Linked DNA regions of Mus musculus: region 1 is linked to region 2. Evidence: chromatin loops called from intact Hi-C (ENCODE). Cell type or tissue: left cerebral cortex. All regions are shown on one strand.

What was found. A loop is a pair of places that touch in the nucleus more often than their neighbours do. Peaks named below come from ENCODE experiments on the same cell type or tissue, not always from the same donor. Only the 100,000 strongest peaks of a DNase experiment are listed, where the experiment ranks them.
Region 1: a loop joins it to region 2, with 2.9 times the contacts of the local background. A loop is called at or near these places in 2 of 42 quality-filtered maps.

Annotation. Positions count from the first base shown.
Region 1 is chr10:69,857,777-69,860,276 of GRCm38, forward strand. The region is part of intron 8 of Ank3 (ankyrin 3, epithelial); the gene reads left to right. Among named protein-coding and RNA genes, the nearest start is that of Gm33416, 7.4 kb to the right of the region's middle. In left cerebral cortex, a CTCF peak has its summit at 1,544; DNase peaks (open chromatin) are centred at 1,618 and 2,322; H3K27ac peaks cover 1,977 bases.
Region 2 is chr10:69,709,492-69,711,991 of GRCm38, forward strand. The region is part of intron 1 of Ank3 (ankyrin 3, epithelial); the gene reads left to right. Among named protein-coding and RNA genes, the nearest start is that of Gm33464, 150 kb to the left of the region's middle. In left cerebral cortex, no CTCF peak of the experiment used is centred here; a DNase peak (open chromatin) is centred at 1,516; H3K4me3 peaks cover 1,397 bases; H3K27ac peaks cover 1,393 bases.

The DNA.
Region 1 (2,500 bases), 150 kb after region 2:
ACAGGTAGATGATAGGTAAATAATGAATGAATGGATGTATTGATGAGCATTCTTTTAGCTTAACCTTCTAAACAACACTCAATCTGAAGCAAAACAAGAGACACAAAACCCACTAAACCAGGATAGAAACATCAAATAATATAAGGTTGTATTCTCTCCAAAAACTGCAGTTTATGAGTAGAGAAAGGCCAGAGGGTTTCACATTCTTTTCCTTCACCTTTTATATATATATATATATATATATATATATATATATATATATATATATATATATATATGTGTGTGTGTGTATATATATATATATTCTTTTAGGTTTGCATATGCGTGCATGTAGGTACACGGGCTATAGTGTGGGGGCGGGGGGGAGGGTCAGGTGACAGGTTGCGCCTTTACATGCTGAGTCATCTCACCAGTTCCTATTTTCATTTTAATTGCATGAACAGCGCCTGAACAGTGGCACAATCAGGAAGAGAAGGAAGAGAGTCTACGTCCATATATAATGTCAGAAATGAAGTCTTGATTGGAAAAGAGTACTGGATGTGTGTATGGATTAGTATTTGTCGTAGTAGATGAAGCCCAGTGTTTCAGAGACAAGTCTACACGTGAACTCTCATTGCGACCCTTGGCTTCCTGTGCGACCTTGGATAGTTGCATCAACCCCCCAGAGCAGTTTTCTGATCTATAAATAGAGCCCCTAAGACCTCTCCCATGGAACAGTGGTCCAAATAAAATAAGACCCCAAGTATAAAGCTCATGTAACAGAGGACATTAAAAACGGCTCCATTTTCTCTTGGGTTAACTCTACAACTGCCTATGATTTAAAGCAAGGGCCAGTCAAGGTTTGAGTGGGTGGAAATGCCAACATAAAGAATGAGCTTTTCTGTTTTCTGTTAAACTCTAATCACTGTTCGTTGGTGTGTCTTGACTGCCGTACCAGCCCTTCTTGGGTGCATTGTTGCTTGTTTCTTTTCTGTTCTCCACTGTTTGAATATAACCATCTACTTTACATTCAGAGCATCCCCGAGTTTCCCCGGCTTTACCTCCTTCTCCATCTCTAGAATGGGGAGGGGGGATGCTTAGGAAAGAAAGAGGTGAGCGGAGTGGACACAAACCAAAATCAGCACATTACTTCTGGAAATTCCTCTCCCAACCATGAATGCATATCCCTCTAGTCTTGGCTTTGTGCAGTGTCCAGATGGTAAGGGTCTGTTCTAGATAACATTCTCTGGTGTGACACCCTACTGTCCCTAGCTTTCTGGTCCAAGTCCTGCTCTGTACTGTGCACAAAGGTCAGACTGAAGGAAGGTCTTTTGGGTCTCTGTGTACATAAGGCTTGGCTCTTTGCATAACAGGAGAGAGCATTCTTTCCAGCCAGCAGCACGAAGCTCCCCCCCTCACTTACAAGATTACTGTCACCAAAATGAAATAGAAGCCCAGGGCCAGCCTGTATGGGCAATTCAAAAGTCTGCCCAAGGGAAACCCATTCATTACATTAATGCTTTAAAAAAAAAAAATCTAGGGGATTGGAAAGAAAATTGCCAACCCTTCGCAATTCCATTTCCTGCCATAATGTCACCATGGCAACTCAGCTTCCCACTCGATCCTGTCTAGTCTGTTATATATGTGTGGTATGGAAGTGGGCTCCCTCACCTCCCCCAAAGTTGCCTGTGCCAAGAATCTGTCAGATGGGCGTTAATGTTACATGAGGTTGGAGAACAGCATTTTTTTTTTCTTTTTGGTCCAGGACTCCTTCCTTGTAATTGACACTTTACATACATACATTGCAAGTTTGCAGGGGTTGGTTTAAAAAAAAAAAAAAAGAATTCTTGTAACAAACAAACAAACAGGATCCAGCAACATTTGTGTAATTTGAAAGTGAGGAATATGCAAGTGTTTTGTTGGCAAGCACGTTATCCATAAAAGCTCTTTTATAAGCTTGCAGTATCCGGGTTTACAAGAAAGGAAAATCTTATTAGAGCAAATTCTGAGAGTTAGCTGATTGAGTCATGCTTTCCAATCTAATTGACCAACAACTTCCTCCAGTGAGAATTTCAGAGGGTTGGGATTTGGGGTGGGTTTTTTTTTGTTGTTGTTGTTTTTGTTTTGATTTTTTTGTTTTGTTTTGTAGTTGTTTTTAAAGGATGAGATATTTCAATAGTGTTTCAGCATTTAATAAAATGAATCCAAAGCAAAAGACGAAGCAAGACCTGTGAGATGACTCAGCAGGGAGAGCAGCTTGCAGCCAAGCCTGGCGACCTACATTTGGTCCCCAGGACCCACACGGTAGAAGGAGAGAGCCAGCTCCTGAAGTTGTCCTCTGACCTCCGCACATGCATTCCATGACACAAACACGCACACACAAACGAAGGAGGGCAGAGCGGAAACATCCTTTTTCAATCATGATCATCCAACTAGGAAATACTTGCATAATGATTAGTGTGAACTCAGGTGATGTGGCTCAGTTAGTAGAATCTTGCCTGGTATTTATAAAAGCCCTGAG
Region 2 (2,500 bases):
AGTTTTAAGTGGGTTAAAAAAAAAGAAATGCATCTAAGAAATTCATCTTCAAGCCTGTATTGAGGGTTGAAGGTGGGGAGGCTATTGGAGATGGACCCCAGGTCCCTGCACATGCTCAGTGCCCACTCTCCGGCTGAGCTCTATCCAGGCCCCTCATTTTGTTTGAAGTGACTACAAGCAAAGCTTTCATGGATATTGGTTTAAAGACAGATAGTTCTTCCCATAGTTCCCTGTGGATCTTTCTGACATAGTTCTGTTTCCCTGCACACACCCCTCCCCTAATGGGCTGCTTAGGGCTTTCAGCAGAAGAAGGCAAGCCAAAGTGGGCACAATGCCCTACCTAGGTGATGCCAGGTCTCTGTTCTTGGCAGCTTGCAGAGAGAAACTATGTCACTGGCCCATAGGTGTGTGTAAGTAGAAGGCCCACCCTGCCACGGACCAAAGGAGGCATGAGTTCACTTCTGGCAGTGCCCTGCGGTTTCTGCATGCTCCTTGCTGCCATTATCCATGGTCTTTGCATGTTCTGCCCTTCCCCTCACCCCCATGACCTACTAGCATTTCTGCACTGAGAACCATCAAGAAAAATAAGTCTAATTTATGTAGTACCTTGTCACCAGACATGAATATCTGCTTGTTTATATTTGCAATATCTGGTAAAACAAAAATCAAACCAAAGCAAGATAAACAAACTCTTGAAGACTGCCTGAGGGAACACCCAACACTCAGGTTCTATGGAGTTTCTTCTTTATGTCTCTGGGCATAGCTGACACAGTGCTGGATACTGGCATGAACTGGAAATCATGTGAGTAATTCAGTGCTGTGAATACTATCATTTCTGATTGCGAGATGTTGAATTTGAATAATCAATAGTGAAGTAGGAATAAATTCCCACTGTTTCATTCTTACATTTGTTTATTCATTCAATCATTGTGCATGAGATGAGTTCTACCAATCAGATTTGGCAGTGGATGTTAGCTACAAAGTTAAAAAAGAAAATAGTTGTAACAGTATGATAGCTCCGAAGAGAGACGAGAAGAGAGATAGACCCACCTTCCATCATCCTCCTCGGGGCAGAAAAAGCACCCCCAAGAGCTTTACAGAGACCTCCCTACCTCAGTTTTCTAGAACAGGTTCAGAGAAGGATCTGAGCTTTGGAGGACAAGACAGGAGTATTAGGACCCCAGGGGTCAAAATGAAGAAACTGCTGGGCTACCCGGAAAGCAGACAGTATTTTGGAATGTTTTGGGGGAATGGAGGTCTGAATATCTGGCGGAAAAAGTCAGGAGGAAGCAGAATATGCAGACCTGTGTGTGCGTGCCATCCTACAGGGGTTGGCCGGATTCCTGCTCCAAGGTGGCAGGGTGGCTGTTCTGGAGCAATTCATTGCTTGTCTGTGTTGTAGACAGCAGTGGCAGAGCAGTCAGGAAGCTGGGATGGTGATCTAGGCAGGAAGATGCTGGGAGCCCAACCTGGGGGAGGGCAGGAATGTGCCAACAGAGAGGGGGTGTGGCATGCGAAAGATATTTAAGGGAAGATGCAGTAGAACTTGGCAATGGCTTGTAGGTGGGAAGTGAGAAGAAATCAGATTCTAGGGAAGCTGCCAAGTTCCTGGCTCGAAGGGAGACAAAAGAATCACAGTTCCTGGATCCAAGCCTTCGCTCCCAGGCCCATTTGCTGACCAGGTACCATGCACCAGGTGGGGCTGTCTTCGCATTGCTTGGTGGGTGGAGGCTCATTTAACATTCTCAAGGACCCGGTGAAGTGTGTGTTTTTAGTACCTCCATATTGCAGATGAAGAAGTTGAGCCATAAGCCAGTAGACTGATGTCTGGAGTTCCCACCCTTGGGTCTCAGGAAGCTCCAATGTGGGCTGTCCAGTTCTCTTGACACACTACTGCATGATTGCTATGAAGCATCCATTCTGCCACTACTGTATATACGACAGACTTGTGGTGATGCGGCTCAGTTGCTAAAGTGCCTGTTGTATAAAGTGTGATGACTGGAGTTTGGTCCCCAGCACCTACATAAAAAAGATGGGCATGCTAGCGTGTGCCTGTAATCCCAAGACTTGGAAAGGTGGGGGCAAGCAGATCACTGTGACTCACCGGCTAGCTATCCCAGCTGAAGGTGCATGCCAGGCCACAAAAAGAGTTTGAAAAGAACAAAAGATTGAAGGCTCCTCAAGTATGACAAGAGAGGTTGACCTCTGACCTTTATATGCACATACCTGTACACATGTGCACCCACGCGAACACATACAAACACAAGAAGAAAAATTTTAAACTTATACATGGCCTTCTTTCAGAAAGTTTTGTAAATGAGAATGTATTGCTTATATCAGAAATCTCAGTTTAGTGGGCATCTCAGAATAATTCAGCAATGTCGTGTGTCTTTCTTTCTCATCCTCTGGGTAATGTAGTTTAAGGTTTTACTTAAAATTTCTGCCTTTCAGTGTTAATTTTGAGGCATGTAAATGTTTAACCTGCATGTATGTCTGTGTA